Regions from separate parts of the Mus musculus genome. Here all the other regions are linked to region 3. Evidence: chromatin loops called from intact Hi-C (ENCODE). Cell type or tissue: heart. All regions are shown on one strand.

What was found. Hi-C counts contacts between places; a loop is a spot of excess contacts. Peaks named below come from ENCODE experiments on the same cell type or tissue, not always from the same donor. Only the 100,000 strongest peaks of a DNase experiment are listed, where the experiment ranks them.
Region 1: a loop joins it to region 3, with 3 times the contacts of the local background. A loop is called at or near these places in 2 of 42 quality-filtered maps.
Region 2: it touches region 3 in a loop (6-fold over the local background); 33 of 42 quality-filtered maps call a loop at or near these places.
Region 4: a loop joins it to region 3, with 4 times the contacts of the local background. A loop is called at or near these places in 2 of 42 quality-filtered maps.
Region 5: it touches region 3 in a loop (5-fold over the local background); 26 of 42 quality-filtered maps call a loop at or near these places.
Region 6: a loop joins it to region 3, with 3 times the contacts of the local background. A loop is called at or near these places in 4 of 42 quality-filtered maps.

The regions. Positions count from the first base shown.
Region 1 is chr9:107,543,265-107,548,264 of GRCm38, forward strand. Nprl2 (NPR2 like, GATOR1 complex subunit) reads left to right here. Exons shown (of 11, transcript NM_018879.2): 3 at 1-72; 4 at 243-351; 5 at 887-1,023; 6 at 1,116-1,213; 7 at 1,334-1,370; 8 at 1,483-1,576; 9 at 1,650-1,767; 10 at 1,981-2,123; 11 at 2,227-2,442. The coding sequence ends at 2,294. Zmynd10 (zinc finger, MYND domain containing 10) reads left to right here and starts at 4,040. Exons shown (of 12, transcript NM_053253.4): 1 at 4,040-4,284; 2 at 4,536-4,644. The coding sequence starts at 4,193. It overlaps Gm34106 (predicted gene, 34106), which reads right to left. Exons shown (of 2, transcript NR_168657.1): 2 at 4,304-4,735. In heart, CTCF peaks have their summits at 2,535 (motif pointing left) and 2,740; DNase peaks (open chromatin) are centred at 1,707, 2,147, 2,537, 4,017 and 3 weaker places; H3K4me3 peaks cover 993 bases; H3K27ac peaks cover 119 bases; H3K27me3 peaks cover 283 bases.
Region 2 is chr9:106,817,455-106,822,454 of GRCm38, forward strand. It overlaps Dcaf1 (DDB1 and CUL4 associated factor 1), which reads left to right and starts at 4,470. Exons shown (of 24, transcript NM_001373930.1): 1 at 4,470-4,637. In heart, CTCF peaks have their summits at 1,947 (motif pointing left) and 4,314; a DNase peak (open chromatin) is centred at 4,357; H3K4me3 peaks cover 1,439 bases; H3K27ac peaks cover 1,361 bases.
Region 3 is chr9:106,684,864-106,689,863 of GRCm38, forward strand. Tex264 (testis expressed gene 264) reads right to left here and starts at 1,089. Exons shown (of 6, transcript NM_001081654.2): 1 at 972-1,089; 2 at 66-132. Rad54l2 (RAD54 like 2 (S. cerevisiae)) reads right to left here. Exons shown (of 22, transcript NM_030730.2): 22 at 3,217-5,000. In heart, a CTCF peak has its summit at 2,571 (motif pointing right); DNase peaks (open chromatin) are centred at 468, 1,028 and 2,608; H3K4me3 peaks cover 1,587 bases; H3K27ac peaks cover 1,268 bases.
Region 4 is chr9:107,333,000-107,337,999 of GRCm38, forward strand. It overlaps Hemk1 (HemK methyltransferase family member 1), which reads right to left. Exons shown (of 11, transcript NM_133984.2): 2 at 4,002-4,379; 3 at 3,573-3,664; 4 at 3,180-3,273. The coding sequence starts at 4,232. Among named protein-coding and RNA genes, the nearest start is that of Hemk1, 2.8 kb to the right of the region's middle. In heart, a CTCF peak has its summit at 2,207; a DNase peak (open chromatin) is centred at 3,142; H3K4me3 peaks cover 447 bases; H3K27ac peaks cover 522 bases.
Region 5 is chr9:106,885,216-106,890,215 of GRCm38, forward strand. It overlaps Rbm15b (RNA binding motif protein 15B), which reads right to left and starts at 1,860. Exons shown (of 1, transcript NM_175402.5): 1 at 1-1,860. The coding sequence starts at 1,752. It overlaps Manf (mesencephalic astrocyte-derived neurotrophic factor), which reads right to left. Exons shown (of 4, transcript NM_029103.4): 3 at 4,946-5,000; 4 at 3,538-4,010. The coding sequence ends at 3,826. In heart, a CTCF peak has its summit at 2,074; DNase peaks (open chromatin) are centred at 836, 916 and 2,066; H3K4me3 peaks cover 3,162 bases; H3K27ac peaks cover 2,521 bases.
Region 6 is chr9:106,786,728-106,791,727 of GRCm38, forward strand. Rad54l2 (RAD54 like 2 (S. cerevisiae)) reads right to left here and starts at 2,486. Exons shown (of 22, transcript NM_030730.2): 1 at 2,253-2,486. In heart, a CTCF peak has its summit at 2,437; a DNase peak (open chromatin) is centred at 2,464; H3K4me3 peaks cover 2,177 bases; H3K27ac peaks cover 1,836 bases; H3K27me3 peaks cover 448 bases.

The DNA of each region.
Region 1 (5,000 bases), 860 kb after region 3:
GACGCTCAGGCTAAGACTTGTGCCCTGGAACCCATCGTTAAAAAGCTGGCCGGCTACTTGACCACGCTGGAGGTCTGCAGCAAGATGGGGCCAGGGTGGGTGGGTGGGTGCGTCCGTGGTGGGCACAGGTGGGGAGAGAGTTCCTGTGTCTTGAATCCCCAGCCTCCAGCAGCTAGCTCCATGTTGCTGCAGCAGGGAGCCTGAGGTGTGGTCACTCACTGTGCTGTCTGTGTCTTCCCCAGCTTGAGAGCAGCTTTGTATCCAACGAGGAGAGCAAGCAGAAGCTGGTGCCCATCATGACCATCCTGCTGGAAGAGCTGAATGCCTCCGGCCGCTGCACTCTGCCCATTGGTACGGCCGCCTCTGCCAGGACGGCAGATGAACAAGGGAAGGTTGGGGAAGTAGCAGGACACAGCCACTGGCAGAGGCAAAGATTCTTGAATAAGCTGGTGGGCAGGAAATAGCCATGGGTTGACACAGTGACATCTGAGGGTCCAGGGAACAATGGGGCTGGGGTTGGGGGAGCAGCCAGCAGAGCTCTTCAGCTCTTCTTCTTGTCATCCCCCTCTCTGGACCTCAGCTTCTCACTCCATAAAAGAGGACTAATGGGGCCAGGCGAGGTGGCGCACGCCTTTAAACCCAGCACTCGGGAGGCAGAGGCAGGCCGATTTCTGAGTTCGAGGCCAGCCTGGTCTACAGAGTAAGTTCCAGGCCAGCCAGGGCTACACAGAGAAACCCTGTCTTGAAAAACAAACAACAACAACAACAACAAAAGGACTAATGACCCTCCCGAGATCCACCTCAGTTAGTGCTAGGAGATTTTAGATAGTAATTGAGGGCTCCCTGGGAAAGATGACGCTGAGGATGTGGGTGGGGTCCCCTGCAGATGAATCCAACACCATCCACTTGAAGGTGATCGAGCAGCGGCCAGACCCTCCTGTTGCGCAGGAGTATGATGTGCCCGTCTTTACAAAGGACAAGGAGGATTTCTTCAGCTCACAGTGGGACCTTACCACACAGCAGGTATGCTAGCCCTCTCTTAGGAGATGCCCACCTTGGGCTATCCACAACTTTCGCCTTGGTGACCCTTGCTGACCCTGCCTTGCCCGGTACAGATCCTGCCCTACATTGACGGGTTTCGCCATGTCCAGAAGATCTCCGCTGAGGCAGACGTGGAACTCAACCTGGTGCGCATCGCCATTCAGAACCTGCTGTGAGTGAAGATCCGGTTAATGCCTGTTACGGAGCCGTGCCCGAGGAGACCTAAAGGATGCTCAGTATGAGGGAGGGTAGGCTCGCCGCCTAGAAGCTAAGCAGAGCTCTTTCTCACTAGGTACTATGGTGTTGTGACACTGGTATCCATCCTCCAGGTAGGTGAGTCTGGGATGCAGTTAAGTAAAATGTGACCCGTATGGCTGAGCCAGATCAAGCCAGACTCCCAAGGACATCCCTCAGGCCCTTGTGACCCCTGCTGTGTTCTAGTACTCCAATGTGTATTGCCCAACACCAAAAGTCCAGGATCTGGTGGATGACAAGTCCCTGCAGGAGGCATGTCTGTCCTACGTCACCAAGCAAGGTAATGGCAGTCCCTGGCGGGAGACTAATCCGGGAAGGACAGGACCATGTCGGACTAACCCTGGCACCCGCAGGACACAAAAGGGCCAGTCTCCGAGATGTGTTCCAGCTATACTGCAGCCTGAGCCCTGGTACCACTGTGCGAGACCTCATTGGCCGCCACCCCCAGCAGTTACAACACGTTGATGAAAGGTCAGACGGGCACTCTCGGGCATGGCGGGTTGGACTGTCTTGGGTCTCTCTGGAAGAGCCTTGAGTCAAATAAGAAGCAGGGGATTCCCTGAGGGTAGAAGTATGAAGCCTGCTTGTCCAGGCAGAGGGTGTGCTTGGAGGTCTCTCTAGCCCATAACGTACCACAGGGCTAGCGTGTCCGGGATATCACCTCTCTCCCCCACAATCGCTCAGGAAGCTGATCCAGTTTGGGCTGATGAAGAACCTTATCCGGAGACTACAGAAATATCCAGTCCGAGTGTCTCGGGAGGAGCGGAGCCACCCTGCCAGGCTTTACACGGGCTGTCACAGCTATGATGAGATCTGCTGCAAGACAGGTGGAGGCAGGCAGGGCAGGCTGGGTGAGGTGAGGGCTGAGTGGCCATGCCAGGGCAGCTGACCTTGCCTTGCTCACACCTCCTCCCCACCCCCCTGCCCCAGGCATGAGCTACCATGAGCTGGACGAGCGACTAGAAAATGACCCCAACATCATCATCTGCTGGAAGTGAGGCTGGCTAGCTGGAACATGTTACTATGGCTACTTGCCCCTACTAAGGCCTCCTTGGTCCACTGGAGCTAGACAAGTATGGTTGTACATATGGTCTGGAGGGTGAGACTCGGTTTTGTAAATAAAGTTATGTGTTTCATCCTGTGGAATATTGAGTACTGCTTCAGCCAACAACTAAAGACCAGTGAATGTGAAAGCCATGCCAACTGGCCTGGGCTGGCTGGAGCGCCATCTAGTGGGCAAAAATGTCAAACAGGCTGAAGGTTTTTGTTTGTTGATTGGTTGGTTTGTTTTGGGTTTTGAGGGATGAAGGAGGTTGATTTTTCTGAGACAAAGTCTCACTATGTAACTCTGGCTGTCCTGGGATTCACTACGTAGCCCAGGCTGGCCTACTCAGTCAGGGAGCTGACTACCTCTGCCTCTGAGTGCTGGGATTAAAGGTGGGCGCTGGAATGCCTGGCCACACTTAGATTTTTAACTTTTTGTTTGTTTGTTTTTTTATTTTTATTTTTTGGCGGTCAGTACGAGGTGGAGCTAAGACGGGCTGTTATAAAGCACAGAGTGGCCTGGAACTTCCTGATTTGAACTTCTGATTCTCCTGCCTTGGTCTCCTGAGTTAGTTAATTAGGATTATAGATTTATGTTCCCACACCCCACGTATGCAGTCCTGGGGACTGAAGCCAAGGCTCTGTGCATGCTAGACAGGCAAGTTCTCAGCTATGAGCACTGCTCTGGCCTATAAACCGAAAGAACTAGAATCAGGTAAGATGGATATAATATATTGGGACAGGAGCAAAAATTGCTCTGTATTAGATGGCCAAGGAGGATCTGAGTGACTGAGCCTTGAAGGAGTAAGACTATTCCAGAAGAAATAAGGCAAGGGCCCAAACATGGTGGCGCATGCTTGTGATGCTAACACTAAGGAGGCTGACACAAGTGAATTAGTTCAAAGACAGCTTGGACTATACAGAGTTAAAGCCAGCCTGGCTGACATAGTCAAACCCTGTCTCAGAAAGCCTGTAGGAGGAACTCAGGGAAAGCTCATGAGGTTGGGACGTGGAAAACAAGCACGGTGGTGCACGCCTCAATCCACAACACTGGGGAAGCCGACCAAGAAGAAGGAAAGCTTAAACCAGCCCTGGCTCTATAGCGAGCTCCGTGTCGGTCTTGGCTATATAATGAGAATCCATCTCAAAGAGAGGATGGGGTTCTGGGGAGATGGCTCACACACAAACGTTTTTAAAATAAAAGAGAATGGGACAAAAAAAATGAAGCACGTGGGTAGGAGAGAGGGCGGGAGGAAGGTTCTTCCTGGTAAGCCGCTGTGGTCTGGTATTTTGGGAGCCAGCGCCATTCTGGAGGGAGGTATGTTAGGTGCACATCATTAGGACTCCTGGCTGCGGGCCTGAGCCTGGTAACGCATGCCTTAATTTCAGCACTAGAAAGACAGAGCACACAGAGGCCAGTGGAACCCTTTGATTTGAAGGCCAGCTCGGTATAAATAGGAAGTTCCACGCCAGCCTATGTCATAAAAACGAAAAACTGAAAGACTCAGCTGCTGAGACCGCGGTAGCTACCCTATTGAGGGGCTAAGACAGTGCAGCTGCAGGAGTTGCACACTCACAGCTGTGCAAGCCCTGGGGAGGTGTGGCGAGTGGGTCTGGCATCTGGGGCTGCTTATTGGCGGTGAGGTAGGCGTGGCAAGAGCGGTATCGAGACAAAACTACGCAGGCGCCAAGCTCCCTCGTTTCCATGGCGACGACGACTCAAGCGCTTCAACGGCTTGGCAACTGCCCTGTCCCAAGACTTTGGTCCTACCGCTGGACTCTGTAGTCCTAAGTGTTTCAGTTTTCCCTATTCGGGTTGCTTCCCAAAACCAAAGGAATCTTAGCCCCTGGCATGGGTGACCTGGAACTGCTGCTGCCTGGGGAGGCTGAGGTGCTGGTGCGGGGCCTGCGCAGCTTCCAGCTTCGGGAGATGGGCTCTGAAGGGTGAGGCAGCCGCCACAGGTGGAGTCACTGGTCTTTTAGTGGAGGAGCTTGGAACTGACATTGGAGAAGGGGTTGCCAGTGTGGAGGGGCCTCCAGGTGGGTAGGCAAAGCTCTCTGAGATAGAAGCGTATGGCCCCCGTGCCCCTCTGGCCCCAGGACAGGATCATGGTAGTCTTCAGTAGGATCCAACCCCACCCTCACTCCCGTTGCACATCTGGTCACCCAATGTACATACATCCCTTCGGGGGCAGGTGGAATAAGCAGCATGAGAGCCTGGAGAAGCTGAACATGCAAGCCATCCTTGATGCAACTATCAGCCAGGCTGAGCCCATCCAGGAACTGCTAATCAACCATGGGAAGGTACGTCCAGGTCCCAGGCAGGATTCCTGCCTTCTATTGTACCTCTTGGGGACACTAGGCAGCACCTGTTCTTCCTTCAGGCCTGGTACACCTAAGTGGGAAAGAAAAATATGTTTGTTTTATTTTGAGATAAGGTGTTGATCTGTAGCCCAGATGGCCATTAGCCTAACTGTGTCTGCCTCCCAAGTGCCGGGGCTGCAGGCATGCCTCGCTGTACCTGGCTGGCTACATTTCCTATTGTACCCTCAGTGGATGCGAGAGTGGATGGAGCCATGGATCCTAGGCTCCAGGGGGAGTGCTCAAGTGCTGACATGAGCCTGAATTGACTGTAAGGCCAAAGAGATCCTCTCTAAGGA
Region 2 (5,000 bases), 130 kb after region 3:
TGTGGTTGCTGAGATTTGAACTCAGGACCTTTGGAAGAGCAGTCAGTGCTCTTACCCACTGAGCCATCTCGCCAGCCCCAGATTTTTTTCTTTATAAATAACAGGCACACTTGTGACAGGGATAGGTAGATTATGTCTAGGATTGTTACCCTTGATTCTGGGGCTGGAGCTGGGGTGCCTCTTGTCCTTTTATTGTCTTTTTTTTTTTTTTTTTTTGGTTTTTCGAGACAGGGTTTCTCTGTTTAGCTCTGGCTGTCCTGGAACTCACTTTGTAGACCAGGCTGGCCTTGAACTCAGAAATCTGCCTGCCTCTGCCTCCCGTTTTATTGTCTTAAAACACTGTCTCTGTTCATACATGTGTGCATGGCAGTACAGGCTAGCCCTTCACTTTTTAAAATGACTTTTTAAAATTTTATGTGCACTGGTGTTCTGCCTGCACGTGCGTATGTGAGGATCCCCTGGAACAGGAATTACACTTATAAAATGCCATGTGGGTGCTGGGAATTGAACTTTGGTCCTCTGGAAGAATATCTAGTACTCTTAAGCACTGAGCCATCTCTCCAGCACCTCCCCCCCCAACCCTTTATTTTCAAAACTATCTCTTTTTTTTTGTTTTGTTTTCTGTTTTTGAGACAGGGTTTCTCCGTGCAACAGTCCTAGCTGTCCTGAACTCACTCTGTAGACCAGGATGGCCTAGAACTCAGAGATCTGCCTGCCCCGAGTGCTGGAAAAGGCATGCCCCACCAACGTCCTGTTCCTCTTGTCCTTTCTGATTCTGGGGAGCTTAGTAAGCACGATTCCTCCCATTTCTGGCAGGGATTACTTTCCCAGTTGTCCCAGCAGGGAGAGAGGCACGAGTAGAGCACAGTAGGACAAAGCCCTCAGATATTCTACCAAAGAAGCCAAAACAAACAATCCAGGACAAAATGCTCCTTTTAAAGATTCAGATCCAATGTGCCAGAATCAAGCTAGGTGCGCAGGCCTGGGTTATCTGTGGTTTTGTGTTTCTGTGTGCTTAGGCGTGAAAGTTGGCTCTAAACACGGGTGCCTAATACATACACACACACACACACACACACTTTTCTATCTAGCCATGTGGGTAATACCCCTCCTGTGAAATAGCCAATGATTGAATCTGGAATATGTAGCTAGGGACGCCTGGGTGCTGCTCTTTCTTTCCAGAATGGGAGTCTGGAGTGCTTGGCCGCATGTGGCTGTGGTTTTACACAGTGTTCAGAGTGAGGGAGAGAGGGCTGCAAAAGTTCTAGGGTGGAGATTATTTTTGGAGACAAGGTCTCATGTGTCTCACGTTTGCCTCAAAGTTGGTGTGTTAGCCAAGGATGATCTTGAATTTTTGATCCTCACCTCTCCACTCATGTGCTGGGACTGGCGGCTTGCACTGCCATGTCCAGCTCTTTCTTTTCTTCTCTTCTCTTCTCTTCTCTTCTCTTCTCTTCTCTTCTCTTCTCTTCTCTTTTCTTTTCTTTCTCTCTCTCTCTCTTTCTTTTTGGTTTTTTTGAGACACGGTTTCTCTGTGCAGCCCTGGCTGTCCTGGAACTCACTCTGTAGATCAGGCTGGCCTCGAACTCAGAAATCCGCCTGCCTCTGCCTCCCAAGTGCTGGGATTAAAGGCGTGCGCCACCACTGCCTGGCTGATTTTTTTTTTTTTTCAACATAGGGTTTTTTTTGAGTGGCCCTGGGTGTCCTGGAATTCTCTCTATAGACCAGGTTGGCCTCAAACTCTAGAGATTTTCCTGACTCTGCCTCCTGAGTGCTGGGTTTAAAGGTGTGCGTCACTGTTGCCTGGCATGGTAGATATTCTTGAGGGAGTTGCTTCTAGACAGGCCCTGTATTTCTGCTTTTCTACTACAATCCCATTTGATGCCCCTTAAGACCTCCAATCCAGTACCCCCACACTGGGTTCCTAAAGTGGGGTAGTGCCATCTGGTGACAGAATGAGGTAGCAACTCCTGCTTTGATGAACTGGGCTTTGGGTCCTCACAAGGGCTCTTGCATCTAGACCACAGGAAGAGGTAAGGTATCCAAGGGATTGAGGATACCTGGAGGAGCCATCCCTCTACATTTTGGGCTTATAGCCCAAGAAGATATGGCAGGAAAGCTGCCTGAAATAGTATTTTAGGTGTTGTGAACTCTCTTTTTTAAGATAAAAATGTAGCTGGTCACAGTGGTACACGCCTTTATTTGCAGCACTTGGAATGCAGAGGCAGGGGAATGTCTGTGATTTCAGTGCCAGAGCTGGTCTACACAGGGGAGTACGGGACAGCTGGAGCTGGATATCGAGGCTCTGTCTTGAAAAAAAAATTAAAGATTTATTTATGTATACAAGTGTTGTACTTGCATTTATGTAGGTGCACTCCATGCATGTATGATGCCCAGAGGCCAGAAGAGGGCGTCTGATCCCCTGGAACTGAATTTCCAGGTGGTTGTGAAACCATTTGGGTACTGGGAATCAAATCCTGGTCCTCTGAAGAGCAGCCAATGCTCTTTCATGTTAGGCTCTCTCCAGCCCCCAAATCTGTATCTTTTTTTGTCTGTCTGTCTGTTTTGAGGCATTATCTATCTAAATGTAGCTCTGGCTATCCTGGAACTCAATGTGTACACCAGGCTGGCCTCTAACTCAGAGATCCACCTGCCTCTGCCTCACATGTGCTGGGATTAAAGGCATGTGACACCATGCCCAGCGAAACTCTTCATTCAACATTACTACTTTTGATTTCTCCTCCATAAAGTTGGCTAGCCTTATCTGCCCTGGTGTTGAGAATAATGAGTGTAATTAAAACATTTGATTTAGGGATGGAGAGGTGGCTGAGCAGGTAAGAGCACTGACTGCTCTTCCAGAGGTCCTGAGTTCAATTCCCAGCAACCACATAGTGGCTCACAACCATCTGTAATGGGATCTGATGCTCTCTCCTGGTGTGTCTGAAGAGAGTGACAGGCTACTCACATAAAATAAATAAATCTTAAAAAAAAAACCATTTGATTCAAGTCTGCTATAGAGTCTAAATAAATAATGGTCATTATAGCTCAAGAGACAAGATTTCAGATGCACAGGAGAAAGCTGTGTTGTAGCAAGAGCGTGATTACAAGTTATATGCCTGTAGCACTGCTATTCACCCTCTAGAATTTGTATTTCAAGCAGCTGTTACTCCAAGCACATAATTGAGTGAGGAAGGAACGAAGTGCTCAGGTGGGTGGGGGTAGGGTGGTAGTGGATTTAAGCCCTAAGATACTGGCTGCTGCTTTTCTCTTTCTTTCTTTCTTTCTTTCTTTCTTTCTTTCTTTCTTTCTTTCTTTCTTTCTTGCTTGCTTGCTTGCTTGCTTGCTTGCTTGCTTGCTTGCTTGCTTGCTTGCTTGCTTGCTTTTCTTTCTTTTCTTTCTTTGTCTCTTCTTCTTCCCCTTCCTCTTCCTGCTTTTTTTTTTTTTTTTTCCAGAGGGAAATCTCTGTAGCCCTGGCTGTCCTGGAACTCACTCTGTAGACCAGGCTGGTCTTGAACTCAGAGATCCGCCTGCCTCTGTTTCCCAAGTGCTGGGATTAAAGGCATGCGCCACTGCCACTACCACTCTTCTGATACAGGCTTAGTAACAGCCGTAGAATCTGATCATGACAAGAGGTCCACAGTGTCTTATAATTTCCACAAGAACGTATTGGCTGTAATCGCTCTATGGAAACGCACAGAACTCGCTCAGAATGCCAAGAACAATAGTGAGTTGCATGAATCCTGACGTCTGGGTAGGTTTTGTCAAGATTCTGCTCAATTGTGGAGTTATCGTAATCTTCCATGTTATCACACAGAATCGCTGGGTCAAAACCAGATCCTTCCGATGCAGCTTCCCTTTGGTTTGTGAAGTTAGGCAAGTCATTTACTGTGGGTTTCATTTTCCTTAACTCTAAAATTGATAAATTGAATTAGATGGCCTCCGTGATTAGTTGTTTTCACCAAAGGGCTTTCATTTTTCTGCCTCACATATAATACATGGTAACTGATGTTTTTTGATTCCTGTCGAATATGTTTTTAACAGAAAGACAAAGGAAAACCGACGAATTTCTAACGAGTACAGTTGTTTCTGAATACATTTGTGTGAAATGCATTCTTTGACCCTGGCATCCTTCCGAGCCTGATGTGGCAGTGTCCTACTGAGCCCTTAGATGACACAGGGTAGAATTAAGTAAATTCGGGCAGCCCGGGCTTTTAGAAAGATCTATTCCTTCCTTTACTTTTCACTTCCGCCTTAAAGAAAACTACGAATCCCAGAAGTCAATGCGCTGAGGTGGTGCTTAATGGTAGGTCTAGCGCCATCATCCCTCCCCCGCCCTTAAACGCGGAAACTTCATTTCCCAGGAGCGCTTTGATGTCCCTCGGCTCCTCCCCCTTCCCCGCTCCGGAGCCTCGCGCCAACGTTACACACCCGCGCGCGCTGAGTGCGCGCGCGACCAGTACGTAGCCTGCGAGTGACGCATAATATGTGGGCCGCTCAGGAGCCGTGGTCGCGCTGTGTGTGTGTATATGTGTGTGTGTGAGTGAGTGAGGGAGAGTGAGTGCGGGACCAGAGGCAGTGTGTGAGAACCGTGGCCGCTGGAGGGGTCGGGGGGAGAAGCGGCGGAGCCGCTCGCGAAGGTGAGCGGGGTTAGGAAGGGGCCGGCTCTCTGGCAGGGGCACGAGGAGAGCGAGCGCGCGGCCCGCTGGGCGGGAGAGTGGGCGCCGCGCTGGGGGGAGGGGCGGCACCTGCTTCGGCTGCGGGCGGCGAGGGGCTGGGCGAGCCCACCGAGGCGGCTGGGCCCGGGGCCTGACGAGGCTCTCCTTCCGAGCCCGGGCCCGGGCCCGGGGGCGGGGCCTCCGGCTCCTTCCTCCCGTCCTGTAAAGAAGCCTCTTTAGAGTAACTCTTCCGCCGGGGTGTGGAGGGCAGGGGATGCTCGCCTCTACCTAAAGGAGGTGCTCTTTGAATCTCTCTCTTCCACTCCAAGTCTCTGTCCCTCACGG
Region 3 (5,000 bases):
AGAAGTAAGGCAAATTTCCCCACACCCAATAGAGAAAGGCGAGGACAGGGGATGGGAAGGCTCACCGAAAAAGTCAGGCTCACTTTTAGCAACTCATAGCATCCAGTCCAGCAGGGCTCCAGTACTCCGGCGCTAGGGGGGCAGAAAGGAACAGTCATCCCAGCCCTAGACACAGGCAGTGAGCAAAGCAGGCCCTGAGTAACCCTGTTCCAGGGAAAGCCCACAGAACGGGGACCCGTCTACAAACGCGCCAACCCCACCCTCAGATCGCGCGGGGGGGGGGGGGGAGTCAGGCCAAGTCCAGCTTCACAACGTCATGCCTATGATCTTCACTGGGCCCGACTACCACACTTGGCGCCAACGCAACCCCTGCTGCTGACCTTGGGCAGCGTGTGCCCTCTCTTGGGCCTCAGTTTCCACTAATGTCAGAGGTGCAGGGTAGAGATGACTTCCTTGGCCCGCAAGCGTCGGAGTAGGGACTAGGCGCAGGCTTCCGGAGGCCGCTCACGTGCGCTCTGCGGAGGGCCGGGCCCTTAAAGGGACCTGCGCCGGCGAACTTGGGTGCTAGCAGCCGGGGGGCCTTGGGGTCGCCGCTTCGTGCTGTCGGCTTCCTGCCGCCCCGGCTCGCTTCACGGCCTCCTGCACCTCTGCAACTTCAGACACGCTAAAGTTTGGAGCGGCGACGCGACGCGCGGCCACAGGCAGCGCTGCTGAAAGGTGAGGGCCCCGCCCGTTCCCCTCTAGTCCCACGGACCCCGGACGTTCCCGCACCCAGCACCGAGGCAGGATCCGCGCCGAGAGGTCAGGACCGCCTCCCCGTCGCTTTCAGGCCCGGGAAGCAGGCTGGGCCAGCAGTGAGTCAGACGCGGGGCAGAGGGCGGCTCAGGCCGCGGGGAGCAGGCGGGAGGGGATGAGGGGGAGCCCCGGCAGACACCCCGTCGGGAACGCCTCGCCTCTGGCCCCGCCCTCACCTCAGCGGCGGCCCCACGGACGCGGACGGGCGCCGGAGGAAGATAGGGGCTCAGTCGTGGAGCCTGTGTGCGCTTGCCCCTCGCGCTCGCTCCGCCCCTTTCGCGGCGGGACGTGACCGTGGCTGTGGGCGCGTGCGCTCCAGATTTGGAGGGCGGAGGCCTGCCCCGCCCCGTCTCCTTGGTAACATGCACGCCTCCCCCGCCGCCTCCCCCCCCCCCAGCTGGGTTGGGCCCACAACACACATTCCTGCTTCCAATGAAGGGGAACTCCTGAAGGTGATCAAGCAACAACCAACCAATACCCCAAGGTATCCTGGCCGACAGGGAGGGAAGGGAAGGCGCAGGGGTGAAGGCGGGCTCCAAGCACCGGGAAAGTCAGCCTGTTTGCCTGCTCCAGAAGCCCAGGAAGCCAAAGCGGGACTGAATAGTGTTTGTGCATTTTAGAGAGGATCCGCACAGCAATGTCGGCCTCTTACTAACTGAACCAGTCTTACTCTCGCCACCTTCCCTCAGAACCTTCTCAAGTCTGGCCGCTTGCTCAGGTCTTAACAGCTGAGGAAGCTATGGATAAACAAAAGATGCTCTGAACAATCTCTGGAGAATGCAAATTTAAGTGTCTTCACTCAGCCACCCATCAGGGATTCTCTGAGCATAGGGACGACCATCCCTCCATCCAACCTTTATTATGGAAACACTGAGTGAACCAAATGAAAGCCTTGGCCTCCGGAAGTTCACTCCAGGGAACACCTCTTTTCAAAGCTTCTACTTCACAGCCCTGGCTGTGGTTGCTGGGAGTTTCTACTAAGTTAATATAACTTAGGTAACTCCCAAGTCAAGGGTAAGCTCCTTCAATACAGGTTCAATCTTGAGCTAGGATCTGATGACCTATGAATCTCAAAGCACTGTACTGAGGGCACCTCCTGAGACGCCCAGATCTATGCTGGAAGTGAGGAAGGCCACTATGCTTGTAAACTTGGCTGTTTATAAATCTTGATGCCAGACAGGCTGGGCCAAGGACTATATTAGTACTTCTGACAAGATTGCTTTATGGAAAGTTGATCACCCAAAGAGCATATAAGATGACTTTGGAAAAAGCCAGCAGCCATGGGGTAACATGTGATCTTGAATGTCATCCACAAGACAAATGTCCCAATGCTGTAGACAGGCTGGTAAGAAAAAGCAGCTAGCTACTCAAAAGTCTTCAAAGTAGAGAGGGCAGGAAAGTCATTATAGCTATTTTACCGTGAACATCAAACATGGTAATGATTGGCTGCTTCGGGCAGGTGGGCTGTACACTAGATAGGGTTCTTGAGACACGAAGGGCACATGGCCCAGGTTCAGAGCACATGTTAATTCTGTCTCTCTGAAACTCATTAGCCTGTGTCAGGAAATGACTGTCAGGAGACACTCTTTCTTCATCCTGCTGTCTTGGCTCACTTCCCTTAGCCTGGGTGGGAACTCTAGAACTCAGTATCAGAGTTGCAGGTATGCCTGAGGAATGTCAGCACTCTATTGTAGGAGAGCCTGCAACTGGGAATCAGCCCACCAGACTTCATCTCCCAGTGCTTCCAACAATGCCGGCTATCAAGTGACCACCAGGGGGCAACAGACTCCTTGGCAAGGCCCTTTGTACACTCCTACCAGGTCTGAGACCGGCTCACCTTACATTCCCAGACCTCTCTCAATAGCACAGACCCCACTTAGTGTAAGCCCAGACTTAACCTTCCTCTTTCCCAGTAATCACCAACTGAGGTGCTTTAGTTCTGTGTAGACTGCCAGAGGGTATGTCCCCGGGGCGGCTCCTCTTAAACTTGCGGGGTTAGAGGGAACTGTCCATTTCCTCCCCTCCTCCCATTCCAAACCCTGTTAGAGCCCCACCCCCAACTCTGCCCGAGAATATCCACTCGGTGTAAAGTGCTCCCACAACTCCCATCCCCACAGTCCGTATGACTGAAACTGGTTTAATCCAGCCATCCAGCCTTGAATGGGCTGCCCCACAGCTGAGGACTTAACGGGCTTCAACAACTCAAAGTCAGCTTCATTGTTCTACCAAGAGCAGGACAAGGTACTCAACCCTCTTAGTGAGCAGAGACAGGAGAAGCCCAATGACTGACCCTGCCAACAGACCCTGCTCAGAGCCTGTCCCACCCCACCTCGTGTGCTGTCCAAGAGCCATTATTCTGTTAGGTTCCTTTCATTAGTACCCAGCTAAGTCTCTGTCCAGAAAATTTCTTGACCAAACATCTTGAGTTTAAACTTTATTTTACAAAAAGAGAAATAAAGAAAACTGATAGGCAGTTATACTGACTTACAATTGTTCTGTTTGCTTTTTTTTTTTAAAAAAGTGACATGAAACACAAGTAAAAATAAATACGTCATAGAAACAGCCAGTCGCCCAGTCCCTGGAGCAGACGTGTCTGCCCTGCTGAGAGAGGAGGGAAGCCCATGATCACACCAGCAGCTGGACCACCCAGCCACAGATGGTCCTCTAAGCCAGGCACAGGTCCTGGGCCTCAGGGGCATCCTGAGGAAAGAAGACAGAAAACTAAAGCCAGGTACCAGAGCCTTGGGGCAGCCTCATCTCCCTCCCCCTCCCCCCCAACTCCTCTGGCAGCAGTGTGGCCTTAGTGGTTATCTGTTGCAACCCCTTCAACCCACCTGGACCCTCTCTCTGATCCCTCTGAAGAGGGTACAAGGAAAAAAATCTGTTTCGGGCAGGCCTGAAGGAATCTTCTGGTGAGTCCCCAGCCTGCCCTGAGTTACAACCAGATAACAGTCATTTTACACCACAGTGCACATGAGCACACACATGCAAACACATACACACATTCACTCAAACACAGCTGGGCTGAGCTCTCTTCCAGGGAGGGTCCTGGGTTCAGGTCACAGTATGAGGTCCTCTCTTGTCTGAATATCATCCTAGTAGTGGTAGTAGAGAGTGCCCAAACCTCCCTCAGCCCTCTACATTGTAGATTACTATGCAGCCTGCCTGGCTCTCTCTCCCCAGCACACTAGATGACTATAGCAAACAGACTCATGGCAGGGGAAAGGCGCAGACTTGGGTCCCTGAAAAGCAAAGAGGGTGGACACTGCCTGCGTATTAGTTCATCATCATAGGACTCACGTATTCATAAACGGCTTAAAGCCAAGCTAGTGGCACAGAACAGACGTTGAGGGATTACACCGATTTGGATACACAGGGGCAGAAGGGTCTGAAGGTGAGCAGTGGGCAGGTCAGCACTTGGCAGATTGGCCGTTTAAGGTGCTGATTTCCTGGGAACTAGTCAGCAGTGGAGCCAGAAAGTCATCCTCGGGGAAGGGGACTTCTCCCAGCAGTAATACTGGGAAAGAGCAACCTAGCTGAGAGTGCACAGAAAACCATGGTTCAGACCTGGGCATGTGGAAAGCAAAGGGAAGTGGGAAACAAAAGGTCTGTGTAGGAACAAGGAATGTAACGCCCCAGAAAAACCTTCCCCTGTAGACAAGGACTCAGTTCCAGAGCCATGGATGTCACACCTAAAGATACTGACTGCCTGCGACTTGCAGTCCCACCTCTATGGTTGATCTTCTGTTTCAACTAATCAGCAAAACAGACCCCAGCTCCTTGCTTCACGCTCCCAGAGTGGGAAACTTCAGTTTTAGTTGTAAGTTATAAATATATGATCCACACATTAATTCCTACAAGAGTTCCAGACAAAATCTTTAAGCCAGGAATACAGATACTTAAGTAGCGTTACTCAAGGGGTAAGGACTAAAGAGATAAGCCATTAAGAAGGCTCTGACCTAATGTGGTTCACTTACTTTCTTCAATAGCTACCCCATCCCTCCCAGAGGGGACACAGCAGACCTAAGGTAGCAAGTATCTGCATCATTTAGTAGTGTTAAAGAGAACAGGGATTTAGAATACACCAGAGTGACTGGGCTTCTTGAGACCCTTAAAACATTCCATGAAAGACATGGTCTCACTGTATACATAGCCCAAAATGGTCTTCCTGCTTCAGTTTCTTGAGGGCTAGGATTACAAGCATA
Region 4 (5,000 bases), 650 kb after region 3:
TCATGCTCTCAGGTGAGAGCTGTGGTGTCTCTCTTGGTGGGAGGCAAGCTCTCCCTCTGACTAGTGCATGAGATTTCTCTGGACATTCCTACTTCTTTGGGGTCCCGTTTCAATAGTCTGATGGAATGAGGGACACATCTGTCTCTTCAGAACATCTTCATTTCTGTCAGACCAGTTGCATCTCTATAACCCAAGGATCTCTAACCTGCATGAAGATTTAGGACTGGGTTTGCCTCTCTTGTCACATTAAATCATGAGAAGATCTTGGGGTTGGCCCATCAGCCAGGTCTAGGGGAGCAAATAGCACCAGGTCACCCAAGCCTGCTTTCCTTTGAAAGCTGAGTCCCCAAAAAAGCATTCGGCCTTCTAGGGCCCGAATCTCGGTGGCGATGTTCATTCACACCAAAGGAAACAAGTCCCAGGCAGAGAGAAGCTGAAGAGCTGGACCAGCCCTCCCTGTGTCAGGTCCCTTTGGTACTAAAGAGCTACTGCCATGGGAGAGAAAACTTGGTTCAGTCCTGTGCCGGGAGTGGAGAACACTTGGGTGTGTGCAGCAAGCTGGGCTTATGATCAGCGAAGAACTTGTAATCTAGGGCTGTGACTGAGAGGCTGTGGGACAGGCAGCAGGCTGAAAGGCAGAAAAATGACAGCCTGTGTTAGGGGTGTAAGTTTCTACGGGTTTCCTGGCCACAAATGGCCCACTCTGGCTGGAGGATGACCCCTCAGCCAGCCCACGCTGGCTAGCCACCTCACAGAGGCATCCCTGACCTCAGACACACACACACACACCATCTATGTAAATGGCCAGCTGGGGCAGGGTGTGAGGCTGACAGACGGTGGCTTCTTTCTTTCCTTTTACCACAGACCATGGAAAGCTCACTTCATTGGAGGCCCATCTGGTGACTGTGTGGGAACTAGCTATGTTGAGACCACATCCAGGAAGTCTAGAAAGTTCTTTCTTATGCAGTGAAGACCTTTCCTCTACCTAAAGCTGTTGGCTCTGAGCCAAGCTAGCCACAGACCCAGGTCATCTGTTCCAGCTGAATCCAGCAAGAATTCAAAACATGGTATGACAGAAGAGAAATATAGGACAGAGACAGGGAATGGGCAGTTGGTGGCTTTCCCTGGGGCCACTGCTCCAAATGGGACTGCACAGTTCCTACAGAGGTGGCCCTGCGGTCTCAGCAGGATACAAGGGCATGCACACCCTGTGTTAGGATCCTATCCCTGCTGGGCTGACTCCCTAAAACAGTTACAGCACTGAGCCTCTCCCAGGCCACACAGTCACACAGCACCAGATGGAGATGGAATGGCTCCCACCCGGACCTCGGGCTTCCCACTGTATATATCACCACACCGGAGGCCTCACCACCCTCTCACCTCCTAGGGAAAACCAAACTCATCAGGCCGCAAGCCACTTGCAATTCTGCACTTCAGACTTTCACACCCATCATCAAAAACCGCCCTTTGATGGACAGAGACTCCAGACTCTGTGACCCCACTCCCCTGAGTCCCTTCTCTCCACTCCCTACCACAGGCCACGTCCTCTTGATTTCTTAGTAAAGCACTCCCGTCTGATGTGGCTTCCCCTGGGGGCAAACCTGATGAGTTCTCAGAAATGTCTGTACAGTGAGGCAGACCTGGCCTCCCAGCCAACCACAGCATCCTCACTCCCCCCTACTCCGGCAGCAAAGCTGCCTTCCTGGCCCAGGCCCACTTCAAGTGGGTGGGTCACACAGGAGCTGAAAGCCCACACCCCACACTCAGATACCAGGTCAGCTCCAAGGGATGCAAAGGCCACCATGATAGCTGTCCCATGATAGCTGTCCCATGATAGCTGTCCCTCTATGTTCTGAACCTTAACAGTATCCGAGGATGGCAAGTGATCTCCTGACCATGGTCACATATTTGGAAGAAGCTACCGGGCAATCTCCTAAAAGCCTGAAGATGACAGGCCACATCATGCTTAGAGTATCTGTCCCTGGCCTAGGTCATGCCAGTTCTAAATAGGATAGAGTCAGAAAGTTCAGGAGCTGCCTGTGGGTCCCCTTCCTTGACAACCCTGTGACTTCTCCCAGTCCTGCCACACGGTAAGGGGGTAAACCAGGGGATCAACAGATTTGGCTTTTTGGTTTTGTTTTTTTAATGTGTATATAGTATCTTTCCTGTATGTATGTGCATGCAGTACCTAGAAAGGCCAAAGAGGGCATTGGATCCTATGGGACTGTAGTTAGAAATGGTCGTAAACCACTGTGTGGGTTCTGAGAATTGAACCTGGGTCCTTTGGTAGAGAAGTCAGTGCTCTTAAGCACTAAGCCATCTCTTCAGACAGATCAGAGGGTTCACGATCAAGGGATGGAGATTAAAAGGATGAAACGCAGGCAGCTCAAAGGCCACACCCAGTAAAGGTGGAAGGGGACAGACTTTTCCCACGAATGTTTATGAGCCAGGATATCTTTCCAGAAATCAATCTTTTTCAGAGTCTAGTGCCCTCTGATTTTTCTCAGCATCCCCTCATGCAACCCCACTTTACCCCAGAGTCTACTTTCCAGCTTTCAGCTCTGCCATCAACAAAGTCAGGGGAAATCCAAGAAAAACAGAAAAACATCTCTCAAAGATCAGGGTGTGTCCCCAAGGGGCAGCACGCATGGGCCACACAACCACCAGTTCTAGTCATCTGAGGGACTGACACAAGCAATCACCTGACCAGACCACCAAGTCACAGACAGCAAGGCCTGACAGTCCATCATCTGAGTCCAGAGTAGACAGCAATCACCTGTAAGTCCACACTGCTCATGCCAGGCCTCCAGCAGAGCCCCTCCTATTTCCTCCATGCCCTCTAAGTTGCTGAAGGCCACTTATTTCCCATGGGTTGAGTCTGCCATGGGCCCATAGGATAGCTTCTAATGAACACAGTAAGTTGAGCACTACTTGAACCATTCTCTGTCACTTCTGGTCACTGAGGCTGGGGCAGAGGTTTGGAATTTAAAGAGAGTCAAAGGGAGGGGGCAAGAAGGATCCTCAATCATGGCTCAGTCAACCTAGCCAGCAAGACTTATGTGTGAAAGGTGCTGTGAATGGCAGCCATGGGGCCCGAGCGCCCCCTGGAGGAAGTCTGGAGCAAGACGGGTGCCTTGAACCTTTTTCTCATCTTCATCCTGTCTTAGTGAGATACTCACTTCTGTCTCTGGCCGAGGGATGAACACTGGGGGTACCATCTTCAGACTGAGCCCCTGAAAGTCCCACTCCCCAAGGATATACTGCACCGGCATCCTGCAGGAGGAGTATCCAGGGAGTCATCAGGACCAGGACCAGGATGAATAAGGCCAGAGCTCAACTGAGGACTAATGTAGCTAAGGCTATTCAGCAGGGTCCTGACTGCAGTACCCTAGGACAAACAGACTAGCCTTTCCCTTCTTTCAATTTACAACACCAGTCCCTCTCCTCCTACCTCCTTACCCCAACAGATCCCTCTCGACCTCAGACACTTTACTCCTCCCTGGCCATAATTTGGTGGAACCGGTGAAAGATGGATCTCTGTAGAGTCCTCGGATCGGTCCATGGGTGCTTACCTCTGTAATCTACGGCCACATAGCTCCTGGATGCATTCCAATTGTTGAGGGGTCAGTGGCTTGGTCCAAAGTGCTGGTTTCAGGCTCTGAAACTGTTCCCATGGAGAATGTGAGTGGCTGGCTCCCTTGGTCTAGGGACACACACCCAGGTTTGTGTGGACAATGTCTGTCAACTCAACACTAGCCACTTAATCATCCCGGAACACACAGTACCTGGAACACACTGCAGTAGTTTGTTGGATGAATGAATACATGTCTGCCTGAAACATTTGTTCAGCAAAATCCCACCCGACTCAATTAAGCAGCCCGATTGAGGCAAAAATTAAAACCAAACAAAATAAAAACAAATAAAACAACCCCCCTTTCACTATCTATTCCCCAGAGAGTTCCCTCCTCCCTCTCCCTGTCCTCCCTAACATTACACTTAACTGTTTTGGCTCCGAGGACATGAGCCACGATGTACTCACTGGATTCCCGGGCCTCTGGGATACCTCTTTCCTCAAAGACCCGTGTCCAGTGATTAACCATCCCTGTGGCACTCAACGGCCCAGTCAGGGATGAATAAGTCTTCCATGAGTTGAAGGCCCAGCCCTGGAGGACTCCCCTCCTTCCTCGGGGAACAGATAGAAGGGTCCAAAGTATTTGTCCCCAGAGCTTCATTCTTGGAGAAAGGCTTCCAAGTGCCTGAGTCTCTCTTGTGCTATCTGCACTGAGGTAGGGGCTCAGGGTGATCCCTGGGCTGGGCTGGGTGAAGAATCAGTCATGGGTTCCAGTTCTCTGTTTTGTTTCTCAGATGTTTCTGCTACCCTAAAGAAGGATGTGGAAAAAGACTCAAAATGTGCCAGGAAAGGGTGTGCTTTTTAGTCTGTCGCCTCCTGGACTATATTCATATCCCCAGCCAGCTATCTGACTCCTTCTTGTCTTGGCCAGTAACGTTTTGTTATTTTTAGCATAGGTAGGTTGAACTGGCAGGGCTCTGTCCTGTTAAGAGTCAAGGTGTAGGTTTGGGAGTAGGTTAGACCTATGTCAGACCCCAGTGTGAGTGAGTGCAGTTGAGCCGTTGTTTCTGACTTCCAGTTTGCTCCTAATGTGGGAGAAATAAATAACACTAGCTTTCTGGAGAGTGGTGCCTTGACCAACGACTATCAGGGGCCTGGAAGACCCTTGGGACTCACTAACAGATGGCAGGAGACTGCCGTGCTTGGGAGCTTGGCTTGTGACATTCCTTATTGTTTAGAAGCTGAAACGTTGCCTCTATTTTAACCCATAATGAACAATGTTACGCTTAAGTTAGCATAAACAAGTTATCTGAAAACATAAAATCTGTGGTCCCCTCTACTTCCAAACTAAGTAAGGTCCAAACTAAGATTTGCGAGAACCTGCTAACTGCCACATCCTCTCAGACAGGGCTCCAGAAGAGGAAAGCAA
Region 5 (5,000 bases), 200 kb after region 3:
GGCTATGCTCCGGTCCCCATCACCCCCCCAGCGCTCACCACTCCGGCTGCGAACTGAGCGGCTATAGCCCTCCAGGCTGTTTCTGCGGTCTGAACTTTTACTGAGGCTGGTCCAGTCCCCTTCCAAAAAGGTCCGGTCTCGGTCTGAATACAGAAGGTGTGGAGGGGTCCTATCCCGCACCCTAAGGTCAGCATCCAAGTTCCGATGCCGGGTATATCCGTCAGTGAGCAGCTCATAGTGCACAGGGAGAGGTGAGGGCTGGTACTGCTGGGGATAGCGAGTCTCCTCGGCTTTGGCAAAATCCACCCGGAGCCTGCGATCTGGACCACCCAAGGGGAAGCCCCTCATTTTAGCACAGGCAGCCTGGGCTGCGTCCAGGCTCTCGTACTGGATGTAGGCAAAGCTGTCTCCTTTGACGTGATCGATGGTCCGAATGCTCCCGAAGCGATCGAATTCCCTGGCCAGGGCCGCCAGCGAGGTGTTAGGTCCGAGACCACCCACCCAGAGGCGGGTGGTGGGGTTAGCCTTGCCGTAGCCTATCTTTATGGGGTTTCTGCCAATCACCCGGCCAGACATAGCCACCTTCGCCCTGTGTGCCATGTCCAGATTCTGAAACTTGAGGAAGGCATAGGCACCACCCTGGCCGCGGGCAGGCCTCTTGATGACCACCTCCTCGATGATGCCGTACTTCTCGAAGGCCCGTCGAAGCTCCACCTCAGAAACACTGTGGTCCAGGTTGCCGATGAAGAGGTTTCGAGTGGCTCTCTGATCATCCTCCGGCATCAGGTCCTCCTCGCACACGGCCTGGTAGCCGTACGGGCGGCCGCGGTCGTCGTACAGCCCGTAATAGTCCAGGGCTCGCTCTCGAGACAGTCCCACGGCCGCCGCGGCAGCAGCATCCAGGGCGAAGGCTGCGGCGGCGTGCCGCGCGCGGGGCTCCCGCAGGGGCGGGGCGGCTACCGGAGACAGCGAGCGCTGCTTGTACTGGTAGCCACCGTGCAGGGGCAGATAGCCCAGGGGGTCGGCGGGCGCGGGAGGCCCGGGGGGCGGCGTGGAGGCGGCGGCGCTGCTGCTGCTACTGCGCCGGCTGCTCCCGCCGCCGCGCAGGTACACCGGCTCCACCTTGAGCGGGCGATCGTAGAGCAGCAGCTGCCGGGCCAAGGCGTGCTGGCGAGCCTCCCGCGCGTCCTGTGGGTGCCGGAAGTTCACGTAGGCCACGCGGCCCAGCTCCGGGGTGTGTGACAGGCGCAGGCTGATCTCCCCGAACCGCTTGAACTGGTGGAAGAGCCGGTCCTCCAAGTGCTCGGCCGGCAGCGCGGGGCTCAGGCTGCTGATGAGGAGCGTCTTGTACTCCGGAGCCGCGGTGGAGCCCGGACCCGCGGGTTCCGCCCCGGGGGGCGGCGGGGGCGGCGGGAGTGGAGATGCGCGGGGCGACGCGCCGCCAGCACCCGGGTCCCCGGAGGCCTTGCCGGTGCGTCCCCCGCCTCCGGGCGCGCCCGAGGAGCGCCCGCCGCTCGCCCGGTGATTCGCATCCCCGGCAGCGCGCCCGTCGCGATGCCCGCCGCCTCCGCCGCTGCCGCGGGGCTTGTCGCGAGCCCGCGCCGGGACCGGGTGCTTGGTACCGCCGGAGGCCTTGTGCGCTGCCCGCCGCCCGCCCGCCTCTGCCTCTCGTTCGCGCTCCCGCGGCCGCTTGGCGGACGATGACGAGCCACGCCCGCTCGGGCTGGAGTCTCGCTCGCTCTGCCGCTTCATCGCGCCGGTTCGGCGGGCGGGCGGGCGGCCCGCGGGTCCCTCAGAGCGGCGGCGGCGGCGGCCCAGGAGGCAGCGCCCCCGGCGCCGCCATCTTGGACAAAAGGACTCGGCGCGGCGGCGGCGGCGGGGCGGGGCGGGAGCGGCGCCGAGGGGCCCGGCGCTGCGTTATCAAGCTGCGCCGGCCGCGACACGTGACCGCGGTGGGCGGGCCGAGAGTTTCGCTCGCTGCCTATCACGGAGCTCCGTGGCCCCGCACCACGTGACATCTTGGCAACCAGAGGAAGCGGCCTGTCTTGCGAGCTTTGGCGCCGCCGCGTGGCTGCCGGAGCCCAGGCACCCGGCTCCTGGGTCGCGCGCAGATTCCCTCTCGAGCTCGGCAGGCCGCGGCTGCGCTTTCGCTTTGTGCTCCAGGGCTTGCTTGCTACTCCGGGTCCGCCTATCTTTTTCCGCCTCGGGGCCACGCCCACCGGAGCAGGTGTGGCCGCTTGGCCCGAAGCCAAGTGTTGCGCGTCCCACTCCAACCTGCCACTAGATTGAAGAAACTCTATTTCCTTCCATGGAGTTTTCTGATTAGGACCAGAGTTGGCCCCCTTGAAAATAGACACACAAGGATGCCTACACCCTGCCTAGGACCCACATCCAGGCATCTTATGCATTCGAATTCTTCAGGCACTGTCCTGATAGACACAGGTGAGACCTCCCCGGGGTCCAGGTACAGAAACTAGAATGCGTTTGCAACCTACAGACAGGCATCTTGGTGCCACTGGGTCCAAATTTCTGCTGTAGGTGTCTGGGCGGACAGGAGGCTGGGAAGGTGGGGCTGCTGAGCCAAGGGTAAAGAGCAGGTAATGCCATTATCACTTCTTGCCAAGTTGACAGACTGCTGGCCAGTGTTCTGACCACATCCAGGAGATGAGGTGAAGTACCGGCAAGAGTACTCAAAGGCCCCTAGGGCTTATGCTCTCCACAGACGGTTGCTGGATCATTGATGCATCTGTAGGATGTCGAAGAACGCACCCAGCTCTTCCCTCCTCCCATAAGCAGAAAGCAACCAGCAGGAGGAGAAAGTGCAGGAGGAACTTGGAAGAAACAGCAGAGGGCTTCATGTAAGGCCCTGCGAATGCAAAGTGAATTTGGGGACCACACAAGAAGATAGCTAAGACGAGCCTTTTGGAAAACATAACTTCTTAGCAGTTGCTCCTTTCTCATTATCTCTGGAGGCAGCAGGAGCAAAGTTTCCCCACTGAGGCACAGTTCACAAGTGCCAGCAAAGGGAGCAACTGAAAACCACAGTGCACACAACTCCCTCAGGCCTTCCACTACAACCAGCTCACACTGCTTCTTTGTAAACCGATTCCTGCCAACTTTGCCAAAAATATAGGTAAGCAAGGGTCCTTGTTCTGATGCTAGACTGGAACCCCGATGAATGAATAGTTTAAGTACCAGGCGGGGTAAAGATACGCTATGGTCTGACCACCTGTACTCAGCTCACAGTTCTCCTTCTGCATAGGCTGAGCCAAATGTAAATGTCCTTTAGACTTAACAGCAGCTCAAGAACCTTCAGCCCCTGCTACTGGACTGGATGGGGGTGGGGGTCAGGGGTCAAGTCTAACCTCACCAGGCTGAAGTATCAGACACCCAGAAGCCCAAACCCACAAGACATTGGCTGCCCAAGCTCTTAAGTCCTGTTATGGGAGTTTCAGGCCCTCAGCACTGGCAGGCTGAGGGATCTTTTCAGACTGGAAAGATAAACCAGTAATCTATAGGACAGAATACTGTGCCAGCTCAACTCTCCAAAGACAATTTTTTTTAATAAAAAAATCCCAGACAAACTTTGAAGTCCTAGAGTAAACCAGCAAAGAAGGAAGTAAATTGTCCCCACTTGGGGATGGGGAAATTGTCCCCACTCGGGGATGGGCAAGAGGGAACTGCAGAGCCAGCATCACTAGGAAAGCTCTAGGTTCACATCTCATTGTCAGGAGCCCGCTTAAAAAATAAATTACAAAATGGTTATTTGGGGAAGAGACAGATAAACTGCTTTTTCCCCTTCAGGTGCAGCAGGAATTGGGCAGACTACAGATCAGTCCGTGCGCTGGCTGCCTTGGGGGCGTATTTAGGCATCAGTTCATTTATCTTCCGGATATAGTCAGACTTTTCTGCACAGCCTTTGCACATCTCCCCCCAGTCGTCCAGGATCTTCTTCAGCTCTTTCACCCGGAGCTTCTTCAGGTCCACTGTGCTCAGGTCAATCTGCTTGTCTGCAGGGAGAGCAGGAGAGTAAATGGCTGGGCAGGAGAGGCTGCAGGCCCAACTGTGCTGCACGTCAAACCATCCTTAGGATGTCCAGCCCTACGTGCGGCCGGGAAGACAAATGCACACTGCGCCCAAGATTGAGATGACAGTCTTCACCAGGAAGGCCACCTCAGGCTGTCAGTAGCCACCATAAGACACACAGTGCAGACAGCCTATGTGGTTTAGAGAAGGAACATAGCTCCAGTTCCCCGAGGGCTTCCTACATGCCAGCACAAAGGACAGCTCCAGGCTGAGCAGAGCAGACACACCCCTAGCCTCCCCAAGAGGCACCAGAGTCAGACACTTACTCCATAACCCACGTGACCCAAACAAACCGACACCAGAACCAACCAGGATACCAAATCAAATTCACACAAGTACAAAATTCCCGAACATTAGTGCAGTAAACACTGGCATCGTTTAAACTTTATAGGAGAGGCCTAGCTCTTCTCGAGACTAGGATTCTGTGCAACCAGATGGGCTCTGCCATGGTGATGCTGTAACTGTCACGCCTGGGGTTTAGAGCCATGACTGTTGAACTCAAGTTCCCACCACATCACTTCTCTGCTCAAAAACTTCTAAAGCTCCCAAGTTTTTAGACTAAAAGCCAAATTTCCCCCCAAGGCTCTGTCCAACTTGACCTCTACGTACTCCACCACTATCTATAATCTCTATCTGCACTGCTCTATCAGATGGCCTCTGGGTCAACCCTCATCCTTCAAAGTATGTTAAGTCACCCTTTGACCTCCACCTATGTTCGATGCGCAAGTCTGTTCCCTGCAGCACAGAGAATCATCCTTTATGCTACAAACCCGCTTTTGATGACTCTTCTGGCTAGAAAGTTAAGTCCAGAAAGGGTATGCAGAGATGGTAGAAGGCACAGGGTCCGAGTCACACTCACCGTATTTTAGTTCACAGATCTGGCTGTCTTTCTTCTTCAGCTTCTCACAGATCTT
Region 6 (5,000 bases), 100 kb after region 3:
ATAATGGTAATAAAATCTTTTTTTTTTTTTTGAGACAGGATTTCTCTATGTAACAAACAGCCCTGGCTGTTCTGGAACTCACTTTGTAGACTAGGGGGGCCTCAAATTCACAGAGATTGTGGGGCAGTGGTAGCGCAAGCCTTTAATTCCAGCACTTGGGAGGCAGAGTCAGGTGGATTTCTGAGTTCAAGGCCAGCCTGGTCTACAGAGTGAGTTCCAGGACAGCCAGGGCTACACAGAGAAACCCTGTGTACCACCATGGCCTGGCAATTAATAATTTAAGAAATTATTCTTAAATTTAAGGGAAAAAACCCCTAGAATTAGAACTAGCAGTACAGGACTGGAGAGATGGCTCACCGGTGAAGAGCACTGACTGCTCTTCCAGTGGTCCTGAGTTCAATTCCCAGCAGCCACATGGTGGCTCACAACCATCATAATACCCTCTTTTTGTGTGTCTGAAGACAGCTACAGTGTACTCATATAAATAAATTAAATAAATCTTTAAAAAGAAGAAGGAGGAGGAGGAGGAGGAGAACAACAACAACAACAACAACTATCAGTACAGGCACACAAAGAACTACTTATTTCACTTCTCACTTGACAATACTAGCTTGCAACTAGGTAATAAATACATCCTATACACTCAAGATAAATTCAGATGGTGCACTGATCCTGATATGGCTTTGTTCATATAGCTTTCCCTTTAATATATATAAAGAACCAACTTCTGCCTGCAAAGTGCATGCAGAGCTCTGGTGTGTGGCTATAAGAATCAGAGCTGGAGTTTACACACTGCCTCTAGAACAGAATCACTCAACACAATTAATATTTGTAGTGAAGATAAAATCCTGTGAGAGCAAGGATGCTGAGATGATAACGACAAAGATTTAGCAGATTCAATGTAATCACTTCATGGCAGTAAGAGATAATGAAACTTCATGAATTTAGGGGTCTAAAGAGCTTTGAGCAGCAGAAATTATAAAGATTTTTTTTCACATCCTCCTCTATAGTTACATATATTAAAATATACCAAAAAAAAAAAAGTTAGTGAAGCCTTTTACATTAGTTTGGGCTTAGAAGAATTGTACTGAAAGCTCCAAGAATTACAACATACTATGGGGTCTAGGTTTGTGGATCATTACAAACAATAGCCACAGTGCTAAAAACAAAATATGAGTCACAATTCAAAAAAGAGGGCAAAGGGGGAAAAAATGAACAGAGAAAAGCTTTAAAGTCAAATACCATTAAGAAATTTGTTACTTAAATGACTGCCGGCGACAGCCACCACACTGACTTTGGAGTAAGAAGGAAAGGTCCACACTGTCCTCTCCTCTAGAACAAATTCATTAAGCCCCCCCAAATACCCATTCCAGCTTCAAAGTCCAGGCATCAACAGTCAGCCACATCCGCCAGCAAGAGCAGTAATCTAACAGATCTGAGTCACACACTCCCCCGCAGTAAGAGGTCATTCTCTAGCAGGAAGCCCACTCTGCAAAGTGCTCTTGTTCTACTCCCAGACAGCCACCATGACCCACATAAAGCCAATTCTTCGACCCCAGAAGCTGCCGGCCATCTTCTCCCTCCCTCCCCAGCTCGCATCGGCCTTTTCCTAACCCAATGCAGCTAACACTACTCCTGTGACAAGTTTCCTACCTGAGAACCACTCTTAACTCGGATACATCTTAGCCGTGAAGGATCCATCTAGCTCCTAGCTCAACTCTTTTGTGCCCAACTAAGCTCGTGCCTTTCCAGGAACTACTCACCAATTACCTCAGAGAAGCTAAACTCTCCATGCCTCTTCTCCCCAAACCCGACTCAGCCTAACAAATTCTCAGACGGCCCGAGGGAGTTCAGAGACCCACACCTATGTCCACTAGGGACCAAGCCACAGGGGTCCCTAAAATTCGAACCACAATCCCTCTCCCTCAAACCACGGCACGGTTTGCCGGTGTTATAATATAACATCAGGAGCGCATAGCCACTGTAGTTCAGTCTCGGTAATTACGACTGCCTTCCTTGACAACGAAATCCCAAAATATCAAGCCACTGAAGTCCCGGGTGGATGCCAAGACCCCCTCCAAGCCTACAGTCACTGGAGTTTCCCAGGTCGGACGCAGCTCCCCCCAAGGCCCAAGCCGCCAGGAGTAGCTTGCTACCCCAGGCTGCTGCACGCCGGGGACTCTGGCCGCGTCCCCATTGTTGCGGGTCCCAGCGGCCCCGGCAGGGAGTAAGGGGACCGCAGGGGCTCTCACCTCCCGTGCCACGGATCCGGGCCGCACCGGACCGGGCTGGGCCGTAGGACCTCGCGTTCTGCCGCACCCTCTTGGACAGTGTCTGCGGCGGCGGGAGCCGGAGAAGCGGCTGAGGCGGGAAGCAGCCAGCCAGGCCCGGGCGCCGCAGGCTGGCTCTGGCCGAGGGTCGGTCTTCTCCGGCGGCGGCGCTCTCAGCCTCCGCTCGCGGTCCGCGCCAGAAAGCTTCCCCCTCCCGGCCCTCTCACCCGGCCACCCGGGCGGGAACACAAGCCACCCGCAGCAAAGTTCCGCTGTGAGTCCTGTTGTTCTTTCCCAGGGAAAGACACTAAACGGCGATTCTTGGGTGAGTAAGGTGTATTTACTACAGAGGACCTTTTCATGAATAAGTGAGACTAAAAAAATAAAATAAGAAATAAAACAAAATCGAAAACAAAAACAATCCCATGCTAGAACCTGCCTGGAACTGGTAGAGCCAACTGAATGGATTTTACTAACTACCAAAAACACACACTTATCAGTACAAATGAGCCTGAGCTCCTACACTTCTCAATTTGGTATTACGTCAAAACATACCGGGAACGAGATAGTGCGGATATGAGGTGTAAATTCGTTGAGGGTGCTGTCAAAAGTCAATGCTACTACAGCTGTAGCTTCCAACAAAAGTTGTTCTTCCTTGAATTGATGCATGCCATTGTAATTCTCGGTCTTCCTCCCTTCCTCCCTACCTGTCCGTGGTTCCTGTTGACTGCAGCTGTCTCCAGAAAACTAGCAGAGGCGACGGCCGAGTTGGGAGGGGGGAGTACTGCGGAGGGGGGATCGCACTCAAACGTAGGTTTCTCCCTGAAGTTGGAGATTGTTATGCTCCACTTTCTTATGAGCTGTATTGTTGTCTCTTTCCACTACATTACCTTGGCTCTCCACCCGCAACCCCCACCACCGCCAAAGTGAATATGAGCGAAAGATGAAAATATTGGGTATGTGGGTCTGGTTTTTTTTTTTTTTAAGTTTTTTTTGTTTGTTAGGTTCATTATTGGTTTTTGTTGTTGTTGTTTTGGTTTTTCGAGACAGGGTTTCTCAGAAATCCACCTGCCTCTACCTCTCAAGTTCTTGAATTAAAGGCATGTGGCACCAGTCCAGTTATTAGAACCATCTCTCAAATTACAAAAGTTTAAATATGTACAGATAATAGCCCTATAAATGACCAGAGGGACAAAAATGAGACCAGAGACTCTAAAGGAGCCTTACTTATTATCTCTCTTCACATAAGTGAGCTTATATGAAGAACTTATTTCTCTTTCATAACTGAGCTTGGAGTAACAGGAGCCAACAATGGCTCCCCGCCCTCCCCCACCGCCGTCCCGTTCCCCCCTCCCTCCCCGTGATAGAAGTTTCTTCTATTCTTTCCTCTCAGGAAGCCACTGTTCTGAAACATATAGATGGCTATTGATGGCTCTTCATTCAAATAAACTTAAAAGAGCTGGGCAGTGGTGGCGCACGCCTTTAATCCCAGCACTTGGGAGGCAGAGGCAGGTGGATTTCTGAGTTTGAGGCCAGCCTGGTCTACAGAGTGAGTTCCAGGACAGCCAGGGCTACATAGAGAAACCCTGTCTCAAAAAACCAACTCCCCCCCCCCAAAAGAGCTGGTCTTCCTTGCTAATAGTCAAGTGGATCTATTTTTGAAAGTTTTCTTTGTTTTCCTCGTGAAATTAAAAACGGATTAGGCTTTTTGGAAATTCAAATTGAACCTAGAAGGCAACAGTAGGAGAAGCCCTAATTTAAGGCTAGCCATTGAGAGAGAGAGAGAGAGAGAGAGAGAGAGAGAGAGAGAGAAAGGCATAAAAAGAGAGGGGAGAGGGCAGGAATGAGGAGAGGGGAGGGGGAGAGGAACGGGGAGGGTAGAGAGGAGAGAAGAAGGCAGGGGAGGGGTCGAGGGGAGGGGAGAGAGAGGGAAGGGAGAAAGAGTTAGAGAGGAAGGGAGGGAAGGAGAGGAAAGGAGGAAGACAGGAGACTGGAGGGGAATGTGGTATCTGCCAGAGGTGTCAGGCACTGCCAATACAATACGCCTGCCGGAGAAGGCAGGGCAAAGTCCAGGAGTCCACAACCAGACCAGAAGGGGAAAATAGGATCTGGGACAAATGCAGTGGTTCCCAGTCTCCTCTCTCTGAGTACCAGTGCACTGCCAGTGTTCTACCTGGAGAGAAAGTCAAGAACTGGGGTCCTTGCCGACGCTTCCCCTCAGGGCATCTGCACACCGGTCAGGAAGGGGAAAGTGGAACCAGAGATTCACTCAAGAGCAAGTGCGCAGTACTGGAGGGGCAGGAGAAAAAAAAAAAAAAAAAAGGCCTTCAGGAGTCTTAATGTCACAGCTCATTTAGGCAAAGGCCTTCCCTGAAACGATCTCTAATGAAGCAGATTTCTGAGACCATCCTTGCTTGTTTGTATTGCTTAACTGGGGATGAGTGTAGATGCATACACCTTATCTGGGTGAACCAGGGATTATATACTTTTGGGGGAAGGGGCGTGAGAACATCCAGGAGGGGAAGGTCACTGGCTGAAGGCTAAGGCTATCCAGATATCTCATCAGCAAGGAGTACTCCAGGTGCTAAGCTAAGTGGCTGAGTGCCCGCGGTCCTCTCAGATGGTGGTCTCACGAGCAGTCAGTGGAGGTTGGGAGTGGGCAGCTCCACTCTTACCATCTCAGACGTCTGAGATACTCAGGCTTTGAGCACACCCTGCTTCACAAGTCCT